Regions from separate parts of the Homo sapiens genome. Here all the other regions are linked to region 1. A link is a loop called in an ENCODE intact Hi-C map of the cell type or tissue named here. Cell type or tissue: IMR-90. All regions are shown on one strand.

Evidence for each region. Hi-C counts contacts between places; a loop is a spot of excess contacts. Peaks named below come from ENCODE experiments on the same cell type or tissue, not always from the same donor. Only the 100,000 strongest peaks of a DNase experiment are listed, where the experiment ranks them.
Region 2: it touches region 1 in a loop (2.8-fold over the local background); 2 of 110 quality-filtered maps call a loop at or near these places.
Region 3: it touches region 1 in a loop (2.5-fold over the local background); 2 of 110 quality-filtered maps call a loop at or near these places.

The regions. Positions count from the first base shown.
Region 1 is chr2:150,491,763-150,499,762 of GRCh38, forward strand. No RefSeq gene overlaps it. Among named protein-coding and RNA genes, the nearest start is that of RND3, 8.1 kb to the left of the region's middle. In IMR-90, no CTCF peak of the experiment used is centred here; DNase peaks (open chromatin) are centred at 369 and 4,369; H3K4me3 peaks cover 636 bases; H3K27ac peaks cover 2,140 bases.
Region 2 is chr2:150,567,043-150,575,042 of GRCh38, forward strand. It overlaps LINC01920 (long intergenic non-protein coding RNA 1920), which reads right to left and starts at 5,179. Exons shown (of 6, transcript NR_110241.1): 1 at 5,121-5,179; 2 at 4,022-4,051; 3 at 3,774-3,849; 4 at 2,540-3,092. In IMR-90, no CTCF peak of the experiment used is centred here; DNase peaks (open chromatin) are centred at 929 and 3,819; H3K27ac peaks cover 4,612 bases.
Region 3 is chr2:150,871,551-150,879,550 of GRCh38, forward strand. No RefSeq gene overlaps it. Among named protein-coding and RNA genes, the nearest start is that of LINC02612, 250 kb to the left of the region's middle. In IMR-90, no CTCF peak of the experiment used is centred here; a DNase peak (open chromatin) is centred at 4,821; H3K27ac peaks cover 1,270 bases.

The DNA.
Region 1 (8,000 bases):
TGTAAACTTGTAAACTGCTCTGTACTGAAAGGTGGCAATTTCACAATTGTCTCTTTTTGGGGTGGTCAGAAGAGGGTGATCACTCAGTCTTATAAAACATCAACAAAATAGAAGGCATTTTTTTTTGAAGTGAGGAATTGAGGAAAGAACATTCATACAATTTAATGGATTGAACTGGTTATTTAGGAAGAATCTGTTTTCTTGGAAGAGAATCTTTTCCTTTATTTTCTCTTAAAATTATGCCTATTTGCCCTCTCAAGGACACTGCACTAAGTTGTCTAGGCTGTGTGGTAAGAGCACTCCAGTCTGGGTTGAAACATTCAGCCTTGTTTTTTCTCATGAATGCTAACTGCGAATATGATTTAACTGCTGCTGTATTGACTTAGTCCTCACTCTTTAGCCAAGAGGAAATGACACAACTTTGTGAGTACTGAATAATAAGTCATTTTGAAATTGATCATCCCTTTCTCTGTTTATAGTTAATTTAACAAATAGTCCGTTGCATTCTTTAGAAACCCAGACCACATGATTTTGGTTCTGTGTATTATAGGGCACAAATAACCCTTTCCACCTGCCTCTTCAAATTTCAGATCTTTGATGCCTGATGCCATTTGTTTATACTTCAGTATTTCCTAAGTAAAGAAAACAAACAAAAATATAAAACTATCAGACCCATTGATTACTTTATCTACTAAACACCCAATTATACTTTATGTCAATTTGTCAGTGAGATATGAAAAATATTTAAGGAATTGCCCTAAGAAAACATTTTTAAGGATGAGTTCTTTATACATTATTCTCTTGAAGCATGTAGTATGTTCCAAAGATACACCTTTTCCAGTATTTTAGGAGTAGTCAAAGGAAAACAGAGATTATTACTGAGCACCATTTAGAACTTCTTTTGGAGACTGCCAGAGCTTCACTGCCAAGCTGATGAGATGCACTGAGGGGAGTTATTTATGGCTATGTGCACAGTCAAGTGGCATTTAATATTTTAATCTAAGGCTTAAAAGAAAGATTTAAAGATGTCCTATCAAGTTTCTAGAAAGATCTTATGTGGAAATTTTTGCCCCTTCTGTTGAAATAACAACAACAAAAAATGTGAAAACTTGGTTGAGGTCAGTGTTACTTTAATTAAAAAAAGCAGTAATTGTTAGATCAAGCTTACTTAAAAAAAAACTTAGTAGCCACTACTTTAATATTATTGAACTCAAAGTGAGGAAACAGAAAACAATGGCTAGGATACCTTGAAGAGAGTCATTAGCTTGGGCAAAGGCAGAGAGTAGATTTTAAAGCATTTAACTCAACATGTTCTGTAGAAGAGTAGTTGTCAAATACGTTTGGGCCATGGGCTACTACTTTGACTGGCAAAACTAACCAACCAACAAAGAAAAAATACAGATGATCTCTAGGACACCATACCCAGGATGAGAGGGGAGACTGCAAAAATTTTGATGGCAAACCTATAAAGAGATGTCTAAACCTTGTACTCTGTCATATTTATTTAAAAGTCAGTATTATAACTTAAATCCTGAGTAACCTGTGAACAAAGGTTATAATGGCTCACTAGCGTTTCCTGGCACTGAATTTGAAAATCATTGCTCTAGACAAGTTGTTTATTATTATTATTATTATTATTATTATCATCATCATCATCATTGAGACGGAGTCTCTCTCTGTTGCCCAGGGTGGAGTGCAGTGGGGCAATCTTGTCTCACTGCAAGCTCCGCCTCCTGGGTTCACACCATTCTCCTGCCTCAGCCTCCAGAGTAGCTGGGACTACAGGCGCCCGCCACCATGCCCAGCTAATTTTTTGTATTGTTAGTAGAGACGGGGTTTCATCATGTTAGTCAGGATGGTCTCGATCTCCTGACCTCATGATCCGCCCGCCTCGGCCTCCCAAAGTGCTGGGATTATAGGCGTGAGCCACTGCACCCGGCCAGTTTATTATTCTTTTGGTGGGCGGAGGGTAATGTTTCCTTTTGACACAACTGATTTGACTTCAGCAGAGCTGATTCAGTAATTCAGATCATAGTTTCAACTAAATTGGTAGCAGCCAGCTACACTTACCAATCAGTTTATGACTTACCTGATAAAGACAGTAGAAATATGACAGTATTGATTCGTTCTTTTTGTCACAGAAATGGGAACAAAATTATTTTATTTTCTTTTAATTATTAAAATACTTTGTTTTTATTTTAAATTATCTGGTTAAATTTTCTTTATATCCAGGCTATATAATAAAACCCCAAATCTTATTCTTTCCTTTGAAGGACACCAGTTTGGGGGAAGAGGGCATCATGGAAAATATACCCAAATGCTCAAAATAGCACTCAAGAATATCTAAGGTAATGTAGATCTAGATAAGGCTTGCAACCACTTATTTTTGAAAAAGTATGTCAGGGAGAAGAAAAGTATTCTTTCATCAGTGGCCGACAATAATCTTGCATTCTATAAACATCTTCTAGTCTTGGGGGTCTGCTGTGCCCTTTTCCATCACAAGCTCCTAGTAATGCTCTCTGAAAAGCTGTGTAGACTTAGTCCTCACTGATTTTTACAGTGCTAGCTGAGGTATTACTTATTGATAACTGTTGGATATGATTATGAACTGACTGTTAACACCTTAACACTGGCCACATAAGCAGAGGTCAAATGATTCATCACAATCTGATTCTGGCTCTTATGTAAGACATTTCTGTAGGTCACGTCGTTGTTACCAACCCATGGCAGACTGGCCATAGATTAAAGGAATATGAAAGCATTTTGATGCCATTTCTGGTGACTAGGAAGGTATATAAGTTATATGAGAAAAAAAACTACTGTCCTGTGCTTTAAAAGCAAAGAGGAGGTCCTAATACATCAATAATACAATTTATCTTAATTCTAACAGAGCAAAAAGCTATCGTGAGGACATTGTATGAAGCCATTGATCTTAATAAATATTTACTGAGGATTTATGCCAGTACATTTTGTTCAGGCTTATACAGCCTTCATGCTGCCTCTAAACGCCCCATAGTGCTTCCACACTGTCACAGCTACACTATGGAATCAATCAAATGACTGCTTTCCTGAGTACCACATGTCATCAAGTCCCACATATAGAAGTCTAAGTTAGTAATAGATGAAGTCACTCATGGCTCTTAACACATTGGCACCAGGGCACATAAGGTGGTTCATGTAGAATTAAGACAGACATATGAAACTGGATTTTGTGGTACATCAGAAATCTTGGCATGGTGAGGAAAGGAAAAAACCAAGAAATGTGAACGCATTTTTTTTATTAAAAAACAAGAATCAAGCATCTTGTTTTTACTAAAAAACAAGAAAGGCAAATATTAGCATTCCAAAAGAGAAGTTCATTTATTATAAACTACAATGGAAGTCGTTCAACTTTGATGCATTTTCCAAAAAAGCTAACTAGCTGTTGCTCAATTAATATATCTTGGGAACTTTCCAAGAATGGTGCTTCCCAGAAAAGTCTGAAATACATGAATTCATATTTTAATTTTCCCCCCAGACTTTTCAGTTTGCATTTTCAACAGTCTTGTTGAATGCTTCCCAGCCTATGTTTCTTGGTCCTCCTTCTTCTCCCCTGCTATTCCCTGCTAAGCCTCTCTCTGTTTATGTGCCTTCTTCACAACACCTGCTTATAGAAAATTAACATGGAAGTCCTGGAAAACCCTTCCATTTTAATTAACATGGAAGGTGAGGTCAAAAAGCATTGGAAAAAAGAGAATCAGAAGACTTTGCAGTTTTCTGGAGCTCACCTACCTGAGATTGCCTATGGACTATAAGACACCTTGAGTCCTCCAAAACTGGCTGATGTGGATATAATTTTTCACAGGGCTCTCAAACATTCCCCGGTGAATAAATAAACTCTGGAAACTGCAATTCTAATCATAAAAGTCTCTTTCTGTAACAGTCCAGAATGGCTGGGGCATAGGCTAGGGCATGGGTGCAAGAATAACAGAAATCCTCTGGAGAGCAAATTATTTGGGTAATTCCAGGTCCCCGATGTTCACTGTTCCCATATACACAACAGCCCTGGAGTCCTTCACTACTGTGGAAAAAAAATTAGTTTGCATTAAAATATAAGCAAAGTATTAGACTGCAAATTCAGTCTTCCAAAGGAAATTTGGGATGTAAGCAAGATCTCTACGTTTTCTAAAATTACACAATGACTGCAAAAAATGAGGTTATAATTTGGAGAGTAAAATTTTGCTTGTATCTTGAAAATGTAAATGATCCTTAAATTCCTTCCAGAAAAAGAAAAAGTCAACCTTATTACAATGAGTACAGTAATCGCAAATGAATTTTTGTGCTCACGTCATGGAATAGATGCATGCCAGTTGCATTCAGTGATGCACTGCATTCCACTGTCTGATTTTAAAACCTCTGTAGGGAAGTTGCTGTAAGAAACTGAAATGCAATTTCCTTGCAATAAAATTCTTTCTTAGTCATGACCCAGCCCTAAAGGGTTATGGGCTCCGGCAAGCAGTTAGTTACTCACTCTCTCCTTTCTGGTCTAAATTGGGTTGGAATATATATCAAAGGAAGCCAGAAAGTGGTTGGGGAGATTAAAAAAAACAACAACAACAACGTTTAGACTGAATGTCTTGACGGTCCATCCATTCACTTCTGCTTTGAAAATGGTGAGTAATTACAGCTGTAAGACTCATACAGATACAGTGACTTCACGTGGTGTTAGGAGTAAGGATATTTGGATTTTAGCCTGAGCTTTCCACTAACAAGCTGTGTGTTCCTGGGCAAATATTTAACCTCTCTGGGTGTCAAGTTCTCCACCTGTACAGTTAGTGGGCTGACCTGGAAGACCTCTGAGATCTTATATGGCTCTCATATGCCGTGGGCTATTACTTAGATTGTTTTTTAGCTCAATTGAAATAATTGTATCCTCTATTGCCTGCCTCCCCAAAGCTCACAGCATGCAGGCTCCCAAATGCAAGATTTGGGGCACCTGCTTCATTTTCCTAGGCCCCAGATTTTCTGCAAGCAGTTCTACATTTGGGCTTACGAATTCAACTATATGACATGTTGAGATCATTGGTCAAAAGGCATTGGATTTCTGTCTTATCTAGATATTTATAAGGCATTGAAAAAATTCATTCAAATCCAATTCAAAAGAGTAGATTCTAACGTGGGCAAGCAAACTGGTTTCTTCATATGCGCACACACAAATACAACTGCATAAATATGACATACCATACATGCTAGATTTGGGGGTTTGAAGAGCTTCTTTTTATACTTTATGTCATTGAGGTACAGATCTTGAGTGTACCAACAAATGAATTTTGACAAATGTGTATGATCCTGTTATCAATATCCCAAGCAAGACACAAACCACTGCCCAGAAAGTTTTCTCATGCCCCTTCCTAGTCAAACTGTCTTCTTCCAGGAACAACAATTATTATCCCCACAAATTAGTTTTGCCTATTTTCTTTTTTTTTTTTTTTTTTTTTTTTGAGATGGAGTCTTGCTCTGTCTCCCAGGCTGGAGTGCAGTGGTGCGATCTTGGCTCACCACAAGCTCCGCCTCCTGGGTTCACGCCATTCTCCTGCTTCAGCGTTCCCAGTAGCCGGGACTACAGGCGCTCGCCACCACACCTGACTAATTTTTTTGTGTGTTTTTTAGTAGAGACGGGGTTTCACCGTGTTAGCCAGGATGGTCTCGATCTCCTGACATCGTGATCCGCCCGCCTCGGCCTCCCAAAGTCCTGAGATTACAGGCGTGAGCCACTGCGCCTGGCCCGGTTTTGCCTATTCTTGAACTGGATGTATTGCATAATATAAATATCTTGGGTAGATGCATTCATGTGATTGCATGTATTTTTAGTTTGTTCCTTTTTTGCTGAGTAGTATTTCATTGTGTGAACATACCACAATTTGCTTATCTATGCTTCTGTTGAAAGACATTCGGATTAATTCCAAGTTTTTATGATTATAAATTAAGTGGAGTAACAATTTCTTTACACAACTTTTTGGACATCTTTTTACTTTTGTGTGTAAATACCTACAATTAGAATTGCTAGGTCAAAGATTATGTGTATGTTTAACTTTAAGAGAAATTGCCAGTTTTCCAAAGTGGTTGTACTATTTTACTTTCCACCAGCAATATGTGAGTAATCCATAGCTCTACCTTCTCTCTGACACTGAGTAGTTTTAATCTTAGGAATTCTAATGGATATATGATTTTTTTTGTAGTTTTAATTTGCATTTCCCTAATGTATTTCATATATTTTCATGTGTTTATTGGCTATCATGAATATTTTATCCTGGTATGTGGCTATACTTTTTTTTTTTAATGTCTTGAATTTTTTTTTTTTTTTTTTTTGAGACAAAGTCTTCCTCTGTTGCCCAGGCTGGAGTACAGTGACACAATCTTGGCTCACTGCAGCCTTCTGCCTTCCGGGTTCCAGCGATTCTCCTGCCTCAGCCTCCTGGGTAGCTGGGATTACAGGTGCATGTCACCACGCCAGGCTAATTTTTGTATTTTTAGTAGAGACAGGGTTTCACCGTGTTGGTCAGGCTAGTCTCAAACTCCTGACCTCAGAGGATCCGCCCGCCTCAGCTTCCCAAAGTGCTGGGATTACAGGCATGAGCCACCGCATCCGGCCAATGTCTTGAATTTTGATAAGTCCTGTTTATCCACTTTTCCCTTTATAGTCAGTACTCTTTGCATTTTGTCTATAAATTGTTGCCAGATCATAAGTTCACAAAGATAGTCTCCAGTTGTTTATTTTATAGATTTAAATTTTACATTATGTCTATAATACTTCTCTGCTTAATTTCTGTGTATCATATAATAAGTTAGTCATATCTCTCACTTTTTCTTGATATGGATATCCACTTTATCCACCCTCTTTTGTCGAAAAAAATCATTTTACCAATAAATTTTATTGACAGTTTGTAAAAAAAAAAAAAAAACTTGACCATAAATGGATGGGACTGTTTCTGGGCTTTGTTTATTATACCATTAATCTATTATCTAGCCTTCTATGAATACCACATTCTCTTGATTGCTATAGCATTATACTAAGTCTTAAAATTATGGAGAGTAAGTACTCCCAGTTTGTTATTCTTTTGCAAGAGTGTTTTACTGATTCTAGGCCTTTTACATTTCTGTTTAAATTTTAGTTTTAAAAAATATTCCTGCTGGGCATGTGATTGGAATTGCATTGAATCTATAGATTAATTTGAGGACAGTTGGGATATTCACAATATTGAGTCTTGTAATCCAGGTATATGGTATATCCCTCCATTTATTTATTTATTTTTAATTGAAAAAGTATGTTTATTTGGGTAAAATCAAAGTATTTATCAGTAAAGTCATCTGAGATGTTCATATAAAAAGACACTATAGACACATAAAATATCATTATTGTTATTATCATCATTAATAGCTAGCCTGGTACTTTAATGATTTTCTTTTTTTTTTCCTTGTTCTCTTTAAAAAAAATTTTTTTTATTTCCATAGGTTTTTGAGGAACATGTGTTTGGTTACATGAGTAAGTTCTTTAGTGGTCACTCCTGATATTTTGGTGCACCCATCACCCGAGCAGTATACACTGAACCCAATTTGTAGTCTTCTATCCCTCACCTGCCTCCCACCCTTTCCCCTGAGTCCCCAAAGTCCATTGTATCATTTTTATGCCTTTCCATATTCTCAGCAATATTGTGTAGTTTCCAATGTACACATCTTCCACATATATTGTTAAATGTACCCCTAAAGTATGTTATGTTTTGTGCTATTGTATTTTAATTTCCAATTGTTGATTGATAGCACATAGAAATAGAATTGATATTTGTATATTTGTCTTGAATTCCCAAACTTTGATCAAATCATGTCATCACTTCTTATGTAGTAGATCTAGTGGATATTATGGGGTTTTTTGGCTTTTTTTGTGGGGGTAGATTCCTTAGGATTTTCTTCATATACAATCATGTCAAAAATGAAAACAATTTTAATTCCTCTTTTCTAACTTT
Region 2 (8,000 bases), 75 kb after region 1:
AGATATCCTGCATTGTTTTTTGTTGTTGTTGTTGTTGTTTTGTTTTTTGTTTTGTTTTGTTGTTTTTTGTCTGTTTGGTTTTTTTTACTAGAAGTTAGTTTTGGAATCCTACAGAGACGTCAACAAAGATTTAAGAGTCAAGAGAGGCTGGGCATGGGGGCTCACTTTGTAATCCTAGCTCTTTGGGAGGTCCAGGCGGGCAAATCACGAGGTCAAGAGATTGAGACCATCCTGGCCAAAATGGTGAAACCCTGTCTCTACTAAAAATACAAAAATTAGCTGGGCGTGGTGGCGCATGCCTGTAGTCCCAGCTACTTGGGAGACTGAGGCAGGAGAATCGCTTGAACCTGGGGCAGGCGGAGGTTGCAGTGAGCCAAGATGACGCCACTGCACTCCAGCCTGGCAACAGAGCGAGACTCCGTCTCAAAAAAAAAAAAAAAAGAGTCAAGAGAAGCCCCTGCCTTCAAGTGTACTCAGTGTTAAGGACTGCAGGGCCTCCCTGGTGGAGGTCAGCCATGTCCATTATAGATGTGTCTAGTTTGAGCACCTAAAGGTTGATAACTCAGGAAAGGCAGAGTGTCTGTAAATCCAAGGAAACACTTAGGAAGGTTCAAGATCAGTGAACTCTTTCTGGTTTTTATAAATAGGTTCATATGCTGTCTGTAGCCTCCTTGACCCAAACTACCAACTCTGAAACATGAAAGAGTAGAGGAAGAAGAAGAGGAAGACTGGGTTGTTCTGTTTTAGACACAGGCTGAGTCATTGCAGCCAGATTCAATCAGTGCAAAAGAGAAGGATTTGGAACAATTTGGTTAGTTTCCTTCCACCCAAATGTCTAGACACCCGAAGGGGTGTGCAGCCCGACCTCTCGCTATTCCTGTTAAAGGCTTCTCTTCATGGAAAATGTCATTGGTTATATGGTTTGTTTGTATTATCTTTGAACTTAATGTATACTATTCTACCTTTGTCAACATTCATTCCCATTTTCTGTAAGCTTTAAACTATCCCAGATGCTGAGTAAATGTGCATTTGCTGGAATGTGGCTGGCCTCTGTAATCTGGTTGCACAATCACTACTCTCCCTCTCCAAATTCTGTATAAAGTCAATTTTAAGTATGCATTGTCTGGGGCATTTATATCCTGTAGCTTAAGACAGATGCCAAAAGTGTAAAAAGGTAACCTTGATCTATTATTATTGGCGTCTATGCAGCTTAAAAGGAAAATGGACTCTCAAGTCTGAATGCTTATCTGCTGTTCTCAATCACTTAATGCTCCAAAGCGTATGCTGTGAATGTCAATTCTTTAGTTGGCTGTCAAGGTACTTCCCACTAGGCATTTAGCTTCCAGTATGTTCTGTTCAGAAAATACCCAGAGCTTCAAGGATGTCAATTTGGGTATCAAATATATGAATCCAGAGCAAAGTCATCTGATACATAGTTTTCTTCAGCACCGTACTGTGATCACCTTCCCTGTGTCCAAACTCTGCAGAGATACAGCGTCTTGTTTCATAATATTGTGCTTGAAAAAATGACACCCTAAATTGACTATGCAATACTGACAAGACATGGGGATGATAAAAATGCATGGCCCATGTACCTTTTTGCTGAGATTTAGATATTCTTCCCCATCCTCAATCCTCTGCCATATTTTTAAATTTTTTTGCTTTTTTATATTAAGCTGTAAATATGAAAGGATGAGGAAAGGCACAGCAAGGAAGAGCAAAGAGAACAAAGCTAATATAGAGAAGCATTAGCCTGGTCTCAGTAGAGAGACACAGTTTTGTGTATTGTTTATGAGTTACCCAGATAGGCTATGTTAACAGACCAAAGAAAGAAGATTTAAAGAAATAAATCTGATAACTTTAGAAAACATAGGGTGAGCCTGGGGAAAATATATTTGCTTTTGTCCAAAACAAGATCAATGCCACCTTTTTAAAAGGAAGCTTTAGAAAAAAGAAAAATCTCTACATGATATATAAGCTTTCTGGAGCTTCCCAGTATCAATGGCTCTGTCTTTATGCTGGCATTTTAATTGACTTTCCCTCGTTTTTTTTTCCTTTGTTGACCAATCTTTTTAATGAGCAATTTTGTGTAGTCAATTAGATCTAATTCTATTGATAAAGAAAACTGAAAATAAATGAAGTCCTAAAAGTCCAGCTTAAGCTATTAAATCATTGATTAACCAAATAAAAACTACACATATTTTTGGTTTAACCACTTGTTTAAGTTATATGTCAGCCTTTCTTCTATAGAAGTTGAGAAACTTGATTAATGAAAGCTGTTCTCTGTGGAAAAAAGAAGTTAGTTGTTCCATATGTCATAGAAAGGCTTGATCGGAACTGAGCAGACTGTAATTCTTTCCTTTCTGGAGGGAAATAGGAAATTCTTTCTGCAGCTTTTAGACTCTGATCTCAAAGCTAAATTAATTATTTTTATCTTTAGGATTTTTCTTTATTTGAGACCCACCATAGCAGGTTGCACTCATGACTAGTGGAGGAGGCAGCTGCAACCCTTGTGTAAATTTCAGGATTTTGCACTTACCCGACTCCTCTAATACGCCACACACCTAAAACACCATTGTTAACAATGTGGGTCTTTAAATCTTCTGAGGCTTCAAAAGCTGTAATCAGTTCAAAACTGTAGCTTGATCAAAGGCCTGCGTGTAAGGAAAAGAATGCTAAAAAAAGAAAATCTTTTGGAAAAATCATAATTTTGCCTCAGGCTAGATCTGAAGTACTAACCCACTGAGTTATACTTCTGAAGTTTAGGAGAGTGCTGTGTTTTCATCTTGGATATAGAAAGGTGGTGAATTGCCTTCAATTTCTCCTTCCTGGCTTGAAAACAAAGCAATTGTGAAAGTCTAATCCAACTGCATTCTAGCCAGTGCCCAGTGAGAAGATGCCCACGGGGCTGTTCAGCATCGTAGATTCATTCACTGCCCGTAACTGGCTTGTTGAACAAGGAGGTGTGAGTTTGGCAGTGGGTGGTTAAAGTTAGTATATTTGGCACAGCAGAGAGTTGTCCATCATTGAAAAGAGAGACGATGAATGTTGCTTCTAGGAATCTTCTCCCTCAATACACAATGCAAGGAGGGCTGGTAATGGTGAATGAGGAATATGGCCAGGGATATGGAAGGCCGGACTACTCAGGATTTGAGGAATGGGCTGTATCAGCTCATTCCTAATATATGCTGGGGATAAAAAGATGAGGGGACACACCTGGCTTAATTACTTACAGTCTTGTCAGCTTTACATGCAAGTAGATGACTTTGCAAATAAATAAAATATATACAATAATATTTGAACTAGGCCCAGAATTTAGAAGTAATACTGAGTTAGGAGTAATGACTTCATTGTTCTGAAAACAAGTTCGAGTTTCCTATGCATTAAGGTAAGATGAAATGTTTATTCAGAATGTACAACTGACAAGAGATCTTCACATTAGTGTACTCTGTCCCTCTGTCCCTTTTATCTAGACTCTAATGCCCTCATTTTCAAGTAGTAAGATAGTGTATGTGTGTGTGTGTGCGTGCATGTGTGTGTGCGTGTGTGTGTGTGTTTTAAGTGAAAAGGGTGGTGGAACAAAAGTTGTTTGTACCTCTGCTTCCCATCTCCTAAGGGAAATAAATTGTCCTTAGCTTTCTTTGCTATTACTTCCATTTGTTAGCAAAATTTGACTTTTACAGGCTTATGCTGATAACTAAGCCAGAATAAATGAAGTGAGAGCCATACAGATTCATGACTGAGATGTGTAAGGGATTTGCACAAAAGGATACAGTTTATGGTTTAATTCCTCAAGGAAAGTATCATATGCAAGTGAGTCATTTTTGCATGACCTCAGCTGAGAAGAAGCTGGATTGAAAGAAATTCCAAAGACATGGAAGAATGGCAGTTAGTTTATAAGAGGTATTTGGAAAATCATATAGTTATTCATTCTGACACACACCAAACACCGGATTTCACAATGCAGGAGCAAATAAAAATAAAGAAAGAACAAAACACCAAAAAAGGAGTAGAATCTTACCTTAATAGGTAATGAATTATTAAGTGTATGCTACAAAGGAAAAAAAGGGAAATAGAACAATGTTGTTGAAAAAACTTTATGTGATGATGAAAATGTTTACACCAACATTATTCAATACAGTAGTCACTAGCCATATGTGGCTATTGAGTGCTTAAAATGTTTCTGATGTGAATAAATAACTGAATTTTACGTTTTTCTCTAATTTTAGTGAATTTAAACTTAGTTACATTTGGCTAGTACTTCTATCTTAGCCTGTCTCAAAAATAGCACTAAAGATGAGGAATACCAAATTCTTCTCTAAAATCTTTCACAATTTCATTGGCTGATCTCCACCAAATATCTCCTTTGTATTTTATTTTCCTGTCTTTAAAATGGTGCTTACAATTCATAGTCTCTAAGTAAAAACATTAGTGACATAATATGATTTAAATACAAGGTTATTCAATATAAATGTCCTATTGATAGATTTCTAATCTAAGAGGTAAGATATTTGGAAGTTAATTTCAACTTGTATTGAATTACTAAGGGTAGCATAATTACAGAAATGATTATGAAAAGTTCTGTCTGCTCAAAAAGCTTAAACAAACATAGAAAGATAGATGGTGGGCCAGGCGCGGTGGCTTATGCCTGTAATCCCAGCACTTTGGGAAGCCGAGGCGGGTGGATCACCTGAGGTCAGGAGTTGGAGAACAGCCTGACCAACATGGAGAAACTCTGTCTCTACTAAAAATACAAAATTAGCTGGGCATGGTGGCATGTGCCTATAATCCCAGCTACTTGGAAGGCTGAGGCAGGAGAATCACTTGAACCCAGGAGGCGAAGGTTGCAGTGAGCCGAGATCATGGCACTGCACTCCAACCTGGGCGACAAGAGTGGAAAAAAAAAAAAAAAGAAAAGAAAAGAAAGAAAGAAACTCCGTCTCAAAATAAAAAAAAAAAGAAAGATAGATGTTGATATTATTTCAATTAAGTAATGGGAAAATAGATGAGGGGGCAATAAACTCTGACTTGGAGAATGTATTAGTCTATCTTCACACTGCTGATAAAGACATACCCAAGACTGGGTAATTTATAGAGAAAAAGAGGTGTAATGGACTCACAGTTCCACGTGGCTGGGGAGGCCTCATAATCACGGTGGAAGGCGAAAGGCATGTCTTACATGGTGGTAGATAAGGAGAATGAAAGCCAAGTGAAAAAGGAAACCCCTTATTAAACCATCAGATCTTGTGAGACTTTTTCACTGCCATGAGAACAGTATGAGGAAAACCACCCCATGATTCACTTATATTCCACTGGGTCCCTCCCACAACACGTGGGAATTATGGGAGCTACAATTCATGATGAGATTTGTATGAGGACACAGAGCCAAACCGTATCAGAGAGAACTGGGATATTGAAAGACAAAGTTGAATTTGGGCTGAGTGTGACACAGCAGGAAGAAAAGCCTTTCTAAGCAAAATAGTGTGGCATGAGCACAGGCATAGAGGGAAAGTCAGAGCCTTCAGTACGTGATGAATTAGTCTGGTCTGGCTCTAGGGCAGCACATTGCTAGTTAGGACTGGTGGGAAACGTAGGTTGAACTGATTTTCTAGGGGGCCTAAAATGCTCACTATGGATTTGTATTGATATTCTGGAGGCAATGAAGTGAAACTAGAAGGTTTTGGATAAATGAGAAACAAGATAAGATCTGTGATTTTGAAGAATAACTCTAGTGTCAGTGTCAATGAACTTGCAGAGAAAGATGTGCAAGGATGAAGATTAATTGGGAGAATATAGAAAGCGGTCAAGCAAAAGGTGGTAAGATTAACTAGGATCCTAATGAAGCATCAATAAAAAGCGACCTTATAAGGATTGAGTAAAGTCCACAAAATCTGGTGACCCAACTCACGTGGGTGTTCAGGGAAGACAGCAAGACAAAGGTAACTAGGTTTTAAGTTTAGGTGGCTAAGTGATAACATTCATCAAACCAGGGAGCAAGGAGAAGTCTGGGCTTGTTGATTTTGAAGCATTAGCTTGGCATCCTTTTAGAGATTAACAAATAAATACAGACATGAATGGGAGTCTTCTAATAGACATTAGGCCTGCATCAGAATCAACATGTCCAAACCTGAGCAAACATCTATTGGATGTCCAACTGGGTGTTGGAAATGCAAATCTTGGTCTCAACAGAGAGGTCAGAAATAGCTATCTGATTCATGTGAGTAGAAATGATACTGAAAGTTGTAAAGGTGTGACTTTAGTTAAGAAGAGAACATTGTGTAGCTCACAAAAAAGAATAAGGGCAGGTCCTTGGGGGCAGGAGTCAGCAAGGGAGATGGAGAAGTAAAAATAGAATTCGAAGAACTCAGGAAGAAAGTAATCAAGTCAAGAAAATAATAGATTGTATATACTGGAATCTAAGCACCAATTAAAATGCAAACACAAAACATGCTGTTAATTACTTTCTGTAAATCACTTTCTACCTGAGCAGGCCCCAGAGTGGGACAAAGATAGGGAAACTTCATGTAAACAGTGGTTGTTTGACAGAAAGACCAATGTCTGGGGGTGGGTAGGGTTTAAGAAGCAATAGACGCAGCAAAAGAGGTGTTCCCTGCAATGTGAGATCTCATACAATTGAGGGGAAGATGGGAGTGGGGAGATGCTTTTGGTGCTCACATCACATCCCTGGACCCACTTAATTAGGCAGTTGAGACTCTGAGTGAGCCAATGTTAGTTATCAGCAATGACAAATAATCAAAATAATCAATGATCCGCTGTTTCTTTCTGTCTGGACCCTGAGCAAGTTGCATCAACTCTCTGAATCTCGGTTTCCTCCCATCAAAAAGAGGTTTAATTACAGGATTCATAGCGGTGAGGATTAAATAAGATGATGCATCTGACACAACTGGGGGTTAATTAATGTTAGTTCCCTTCCGCTTTTGCTCCTCTTCATGGTTTTGTACCAGGCACGTCCAACCAATGAGTATTCCTAATGTGTCAGTGGAATGCAGTGTTTCCATGTTAGAAGAAATCTCAGGCCCCTGACAAAGGACAATTTTATCTCACCCGAAGCTGGTTCCATAAATACTTTGTTGCATAAACGAATGAATAATCACTGAATCAGTCAATCAATCCTGTTCATTTAGCTCCCCCATCCAGGACCTACACTCTTGAACCACCTCGGACTGCTTGGAAATCAGAAATTTTGGGGTCAGTTTCTCTCCATTCACTTTGAAGCTAATTCTAGCTTTGGGGGTATACAATTTAAAAAGAGTGAAAGATAGACAAAAAGGTAATTACCTACATCAGACAATTTAGAAATTAACCCATTTTTATCCCATATGGCAGCAGAGGTATTAATGACTATTTTCCAGGGTAACAGGAATAGGATGGGTTAGGGGTCAGGACTGAGAATTTTTTCAAGATTATGCCTGAATGGTCACACCATAGGGTCTATATAATCCACTGAAAAAAAAAAATCATGTATCCGAGTAATTTAAGTCAATCTGTGTACGGTGGTTAGGGAGAAGAGTTATGGGTTAGGTTGATCTATCAGTCTGATCTATATTTTATCACTGAAGGGGAAATATAAATATAGTTTTAAGAGGTATGTTCAAAGCTTATATCAGAACAATGCTTTTCTATAATGAGTGAGAGAGTTCAAAATATATGCTTTACCTCAGAAAATTGGCACATACGGGAGCTAAATGAGGAGGATTGATTGAATGATTCACTGAGTAATTCACCCTTTTAAGCAACAAAGTATTTATTGAACCATACCATGTTCCACATTATTTACCAGGAGCTAGAAAAAACTGTGGATTAGATAAACAGGATCCCTGTTTTCACAGCATGCAGTCTAGTAGGTAAGATGAGCACTGCATAAGTAACTGTAAGTAAGATCAGTTTGTTTTTTGTTTTTTTGTTTTTTTTTGTTTTGTTTTTAAGACAGAGTCTCACTCTGCTGCCAGGCTGGAGTGCAGTGGCATGATCTCGGCTCA
Region 3 (8,000 bases), 380 kb after region 1:
AAGTGATTCTCCTGCCTCAGCCTCCTGAGTAGCTGAGATTACAGGCACACGCCACTATGCCCAGCTAATTTTTTGTATTTTCAGTAGAGACAGGGTTTTGCATGTTGGCCAGGCTGGTCTCAAATTCCTGACCTCAGGTGATCCACCAGCCTCAGCCTCCCAAAGTGCTGGGATTATAGGCGTGAGCCACTGCACCTGGCCTAATCCGCTTTTTGAGAGCTGATTTTTCAGTGAACCCTCAGAGAGTCTAGGGTCCCTTGGCCCTAAGAGTGCTTCAGGGTCTAGAACTCTCATTTGCATAAAGTAGACACTGAAATATTTGCTAATGGAAGGACTTGAGTGCCAGGTTTGAGCAGGAAAGAGATTTGATCAGTTTGAGTTTTAGGAAGACCTAAAACTGGTCCTGCAGTGAGGAAAGAGTGGAGAGCAGGAAGCAGTTGCCTAGTTTCCTAGGCCTAAGAAGATAGTGTTAACTGACCAAACTGGGATCCACTCACCCAGTGCACCAAAGCCAAACATTGTCATGGGGGTTGCAGTGAGAGAAAGTGAGGCATTTTTTTTTGCAGGGCACCAAGCAAGGAGAATTGGGCAGCTAATGCTTAAGACTCGAACTCCCAGATGGCTTACAGGTAGGAGTTTTTAAAGGCAGAAGGCAGAGCTTACAAGCAAAGTCGTAAGTCAATACATGGAGGCCACACATTGCTTTGACCTAAAGAGGCTTACTTAAGAACTCAAAGTGGGGGCCCATAGGTTATAGGTAGACTTGAAGATTTTCTGATTTGGAATTGGTTAAGGAGGCGAAGCTTTGTCTAAAAATTCAAGATTAGCAGAAAAGGATGTTAGCTGTGGCTCCTGGGTTGTGACATCCTCCAGGCCCCTCAGGAAGAAATTTAGGACAAAGAATGGCAGTCAGAGTCCAGTCCTCAGTTTCCCCTGAGGGGTCTACCTGCCAGTGGATCCATATGGTGGAGGTGTGCATTTCTGAAAAACAGCTCAGGGATGTATGTTAACATATTCTCTTTGGTTTCTACAGGAAACCAAACATTCTTGTGGCTTTCTTGGCTATTGTTTTAAGCTACTATTAACTTCTTGCTTATTAAGTTGCTAATTTACTTCTCAAGGCTACCTCTGTGCCTGGAGTTTCCCTTGAAGAAACTCAACATTTTCATTTACTTCCATGCTTAAGGGAGCTTGCAAGCCCCTAAGAGGGGTCCCTGCTCCATCCAATAGTATCTGAAATAAGAACGTGGCAGTGTGACACAAACAGAAAGAAACAGATGAGTTCATTCTAAGAAATGAATTAATAGGATTTGGCTAAATAAAACAGGAATTTTTCAAAAGATGCTTATTGAAATTAAATGTCAAGGTTAAGAAATGAGGTTTTCAATCCCAGATGTTTTGTCTCTCCCATCTGCCTCCCTTCTCACAGACTGTTGATAAAGAAGGAATTAATTTAGACAAATAAAGAAAATACTGCTCTTTGTTACTTGGGGGTGTTGGTGAGGAGTTTTGAGCTCTGCCTGCACAGAGATGCAGTTCCATTAATGCATCTTAAGAGACAAAAGGCATCCTGCAGGGCATATCTGAAAATTCTTTCCCCTCCTGATTTCCAAGTGAAGGAATTTATATGCCGATAGTTTCCCTTGAGCATTCTTTCTGGTGATGAAAATCCACAGTCAGTATTCTCATTCGAAGCAGACTTTCCCCAAGGCCACACACATCCAGACTGGCAGCCTGAGCGCTGCTGCCCTCTCCCTTCCCCCCTCCCGCAAGGTGCTTTCTCTAAACAAATTACAACTGCAGGAAGGAGGAGATCAGTACTTGGGCACCAGAGGTTCACAATATAAATACCACATACAGCTGACTGAGGCAGTTTGCGTACATGCATCTGCCCCAAATTAAAAATACTTCTGAATGGAATACCACAAATGTCTTTGAAGTTCATTACTGTAGGGAGTTATGTACTGAGGGGGCCTTTCCCTTGTTTATGCAGCATGTCAGGGTCTCAGGGAGAGGCTGAGGGAAGTGAAGTAACGGCTCTGGTTTACATTATGGGATGGTTCGCAGAGATGAAAAGATTCTGTGCATTAAGTCACACTGCTCATGTTATTACCACCAGGGCAGATATGGCAAAGAGTAAATCAAGTTAATCTGCTGGGGCCTTAGGTTATGTATGTGGGGATTATTACAGGAGATAATTTCATGCTCCTGGGAAAGCGCAAGTTTGCAGAGGACTCAATGACCTCCTAGCCTATCCCCCAATCTATGGTTTTCATAAGGTCTTTGCCACATTTTCTCCCTCATTCTCTCATTGTAAAGGTTTAATAATGTCTCTATGTTTATTTAATGAAAAATTTTCTTACATATAGAACACTGGGAAGTTGTAATTGGGAAGATCTCAAAGAAAAAAGTACAACATAGTCTGCGAGAGGGTGACCGACTTATCTCATTTGCAAGCAAGCAAATAGGGACTTAAAGATGTTCAAATTCTAATTGTTTTAAATATTATGCAGACCAAACAAAACTGTTTATGGGTGACACTGTTTCATATGTCTAAAGGTATAGAAACTTCAAAACTAGAGCAGAAGAGCCGTGGTGGTGAAGTCATGAGAGAAATACAGGTGGAGCCAAAAGGATTTTGTACATATTCCTATCCACGACTGTGTTGCTTTATCTTTCTTCTGTGTGCCATGGGGGTTGAAGAGCACACGTTTCAGATGACATTTGTACTCATGGCACTCTGAATCGCATGCTTCTTCAGTCCATTCTCATCTGTTAAGACTTTCCATAATAGTTCTTATGAAAAAATACATCTTTTAAATATATCTATGGCTCTGGCTGAACTCCCTCAATGACCAATTTTATCTGAGAAAATAAAAAATTCTGTATTTCAGTAGAAAGTCTCCTTCATTTGAAAGCACAGCAGGAGAGTTCCTCAAAGCTCCTAGGTTTGTTTTCCCAGCCTATAAAGCTGTCTTAAATACAGTGTGTGCTTCCCTTAAGGGTTTTGTGAAAGTTGGCAAAGATAGTCTTTTGGAAAGACTCTCCTTCTATCTTAAACATTTTCCCACCAAGCTACCTACATAGGCAGGTGAAAATTAATGAGTATCCTTGAGGTATTTGTGTGAAGCTCCAGCAGAGCATACTTAAAAACCTTTGAGACCTCCTTCTTATCATAAAAATTCAACTCAGTTTTTCTCTCTATTCCCTAATATGGTTTTTTTTAATCGATGTGTTCGACTGGTAGGTTAGAGAATTGGCACAGGCCTTTACAGAGGCAAATCATAATTTGGTGTGTGTGGTGGCAGGGGAGAGGTGTGGGAGGTGGTGACAGGAGGAAAGAAATGGGTAAATAGGAAATCCAACCAGAAATGGCCATGGGGAGAACCAGATAATATGCATGTAACTCACACTGAAAAGCTTAGAGTAAAGCCTGATTTATGGTATAATAGTGTCCCCAAAAAAGTTCCAAGCAGACCCAGTCTCACATCCTGACCCTTTTATTGACTCAATTGCACTTCATTTCCTCTATTAGGTTGAAGTACCTTCTACTTGAGTTACGTTAAGTCAAAATATAATTTTTATAAAGTTAAAGACATAATTTCCAAAAAGATATTTAGTGAGCACTTGTCAAAAATTTATTTACCTAATTAATAAAGAAACCACCAGGATGACAAAGCTCATACAAAGATAGGGGAAACTACTATATATAGCCAAAGAAAGTGCTGAAATAAGATTGCTCAGTAAGATGCTAAAATCACAGCCTTTGCTGTGATCTCATCTATAAGACAGAAACGTTTGCATATTTACCAAACAAAATCATTTGCAACTTTTCAATCTTTACCAAGGTAACATCTAATTTTACTGAGTCTGAATCCCAATCAACTGTAAGTCAGGCAATGTTAGATTGCCTACCAGTGCCTCACACATGAGTGTGCATCAGAATCACCTGGAGGGCTTGATAAGAAAGGGTGTTAGATCTAACCCACAGTAGTACACCTAGGGTGAGGCCCAAGAATGGGCATTTCTAACAAGTGCTAGATGGTGCCTCTGCTGCTAGTCCAGGGACCAACTTTGAGAACCACTACCCTAGCCTGATGTTAAAAAGGCTTGCAGTAATATTTCTGCCTTATTTTCAAGTGTCACATATAGCAGAATAAATTGTTAAAGGCTTTTAAATAGACCAATAAGATCATTAGATATCCCTGATAGAAAACCAGGCATTGTCTAATTTCAGATTTTTCTGACTCATTGGGGTTTTCATCTTTCATTGTTTTTGAGCTATTTAGAACTCTGTGATTTGTAGATAACTAGTGGCAATGCAAATGATTCTTGTCTATAGACATGCAAATTAATTTTGTCCAGGTGAAAGGATAATTGATTTCTCTCTCCTACCCTCTACTCTCATCCCTCTGTAAAACATCACTTGTGCATTTATTTGTTAATTCATTTCCTGCATTTCTTTTCTGTATATATGTATATATGCAAATACATACATGGTAACATGTATACACAGATATATTTCTCTGAATTTTCCTTTGAACTGTTTGTCACAACTTATTGTTTCCCTTAATTACTGATTTAAATAAAATCTTTGGTGTATGTTTATTTTATATTACTGTAAGTCATGATAAACCTTGTTTAAAAAATTATCTTTCAAAGGCTACTTCTTTTTAAAAATAATTCCCAAGTTTGGAATTTCACTTTTCGTTCATTCTGTTTTCATTGCAAATAAGTGAATGTCTTCTTCCAGTAGAGTTAGCTTGTGGTTTTTGTATTTCCTAACACTTAACAATCACTTTTAAGATTTAGTCTACTGGGCCACTGACCAGACTGAGATCCTATGGATTCCAGCTGCCTATTTGCTTTAACGAAAACACAGCTGCTCTTACTTTTTAATCCCTCTTTACTGTCATCATTTATCTAAGTCAGTGAATTCATATTTTCTCCTTTCAATTGTATTATTTAGGAGGATAGGTTAGCCATTTCTATTATTCAGGGTGTTAACCTTCACCATTAATTAACAACAGCAAACCCATAAAACATTTGCTACCTGTTTCAAAGCCTGGAAACTCTTTGTTAGACATCTGGAGTGTCAGGAGGAGGCAAGCTGGAGGAGGCAAGCTCGTGTGCCAACTTGGAATCCTTTGAATTTCTAGGGTCAGCAGGAAATCCTAGCTGGCTGGTGGGGTCACAGACAGATATTTTAAACTCTAAGTTCATGACCCTGGATGCTACCCAGCTTCTGATCTGAATTATTTCCTTCCAATAGAGCATCTGTGTTCTATAAGAGGAGCTCAGATTCTCTGCAAGGCCCCGGAAGTCACCCTTCCTGGGCCCCTCAGCTCTGGAATTCATAACAGACCTAAGTTTGACACTCATAGCTCAGTTCTTCCTCGACCCACTCTCAGCCACTACGTTTGGAAGACAAACGAACCACTCAATTCTACCAGAAACTATTGTCCTTGCTTTCTTTATTTCCCAGATGACTATAAAATGCTATAGGTTGTATTATCAGGAATATGGAAGACAGGCTGAATTCAAGTAATTATTTTGTGTAAAAAAAAAAAAAAAGATGCCACTCATTTCACCTGCTTTAGGAAAATGAGGCCCTGAGGTTTTTTGCCAATTGTTTTCTCTAAGTTGTTGCTATGTATGGTGTCTTCCAGATTAACATTTAGCCTCTCTACCCCAAGTACTTATGTTTCATGGAAAATATTCCTAGGATGCCATATTTTAACGAATATCTTAATATACTTTTCAAAGGAGGGTATGCATCACCTTAAAATTTCATTTACATGAAACTTTTCTTTCTTTTTTTTTTTTTTTTTTTTTTTTTGAGATGGAGTCTCGCTCTGTCACCCAGGCTGGAGTGCAGTGGCACGATCTCAGCTCACTGCAAGCTCCGCCTCCCGGGTTCACACCATTCTCCTACCTCAGTCTCCCAAGTAGCTGGGACTACAGGTGCCCGCCACCACGCCCGGCTAATTTTTGTTTTAGTAGAGATGGGGTTTCATGGTGTTAGCCAGGATGGTCTCAATCTCTGACCTTGTGATCCGCCTGCCTTGGCCTCCCAAAGTGCTGGGATTATAGGCGTGAGCCACCGCACCCGGCCCTACACGAAACTTTTCTTAACATTTCCGTAGGACCCAAGAGTCCCTAACTGTAGTCAGGACATCCATGCTCTAACATATCTTCTCAGTCTCGCTTTGCCGTTTCGTCTATGTAGTTACCAAAAGGAAAAGGCAATGATAAAGAAATCTTGCACTGAGTTCCTCAATTTAAATGAGAATTAGAGAATGGAGGTGTGACTTAGATACCAGAATATGTTGCCTCCAATCTTTTAGCTACCTGGGGTCACCTTGACCTTTTAAATTTGTAATCTCCTAATGGGCTCTTCCTGCCCACTGCACAGACAAAATCAATTCACCCAGACCACAACATTGCAGTAGGGAAAGAGTTATTTTTGTTTTGTTTTTGAGATGGCGTTTCACTCTTGTCACCTAGACTAGAGTGCAATGGTGCAATTTCAGCTCACTGCAACCTCCACCTCCCAGGTTCAAGCCATTCTCCTGCCTCAGCCTCCTGAGTAGCTGGGATTACAGGGGCCCACCACCACATCCAGCTAATTTTTGTATTTTTAGTAGAGATGGGGTTTCACCATGCTGGTCAGGCTGGTCTCGAACTCTTGACCTCAGGTGATCCACCTGCCTCGGCCTCCCAAAGTGCTGGGATTACAGGAGTGAGCCACCATGCCCAGCCCAGGAAAGAGTTTAATTGACATGAGCCTGGCCCACATGGGAGAACTGGAATTATAACTCAAATCAGTCTCCCTAAAGGCTGGGAGCTTAGGGATTTATGGACAACTTGGTGGGCAGGGGCTCAGGAATGGGAGTTGCTGATTGGCTGGGGATGAAATCATAGGAGTGTGCGAAATGGTCCTCATGTAGAGTTCACCTCTGGGTGGGGCCACAGGATCAGTTGAGTCATGAGTCATGAGTCATGAGTTCCAGTGGGGTTAGTCTGAAAAACATAGCAACTGGGAAGGTCACAAATCTTGCAACCTCTGGCCACATGAGTCCTGAGCAGTGAGGGACTATAGAAACTACACCTATCTTAATAGAATTCAGGCCCCTGTGGTAATCTTAACCTTGTAGCCTTCCATTAGTTTTACAAAGGTGGTTTAGTTTGGGAAGGGCTATTATCATCTTTGCTTTAAGGTTAAACTATAAACTAAATTCCTCCCAAAGATAGCTTGCCCTATGCCCAGGAATGACTAAGGATGGTGTGGAGGTCAGAAGCAAGATAAAGTCAACCATGTCAGATTTCTCTTACAGTCATAATTTTGCAAAGGCGATTTCAGGTTTATAGAAATATTGGTTCAAACTCCATATATGCAGAGTGGGGAGGGGAAGTGCTGCCAGACAAAATACAGGATTATCCTAAATATTGCCTGGGACTTATTAAATGAAAAAAAATACTTATTGTTTATCTGAATTCAAATTTATTCAGAAATGCTGTATTTCATTTGCTAAATCTGGAAACCCTATGAGGGAATAACTCATTGCACCAATATATCTGGATATCCTCGGAGAGGGGCACAAGCACTGCAGATCATGTCAGGCTCTAATCTACTTAGCTGGCTTCATTCTTATCCTCACTCATCTCCCTCCTTTTTCGTTTGCCCAAAACAGTCTCTTGCCCTTGATTTTTCCAAATCACCACTCAATGCAAGTTATAGCTCTACTGAACATTCAGAAGTGCAAAGGGATGTGGCTTTTGCCTCAGAAAATCACAGCAGTTTTTCAGTCACCCTCACCACTGTCCATTACAGTTACAGTCAAGCATTAATCAGGCACTTTGACATATTTCCTTGTAACTGAAAGTCACTAGATACTGACCATTTGAGTCTCCGTTGTTCCTACAGATGGGATTTCTGGCATTAGAATCATAAAGACTGTTTAAGAGTTGCTTAAGATATTTTTCACATCCCGAATTCC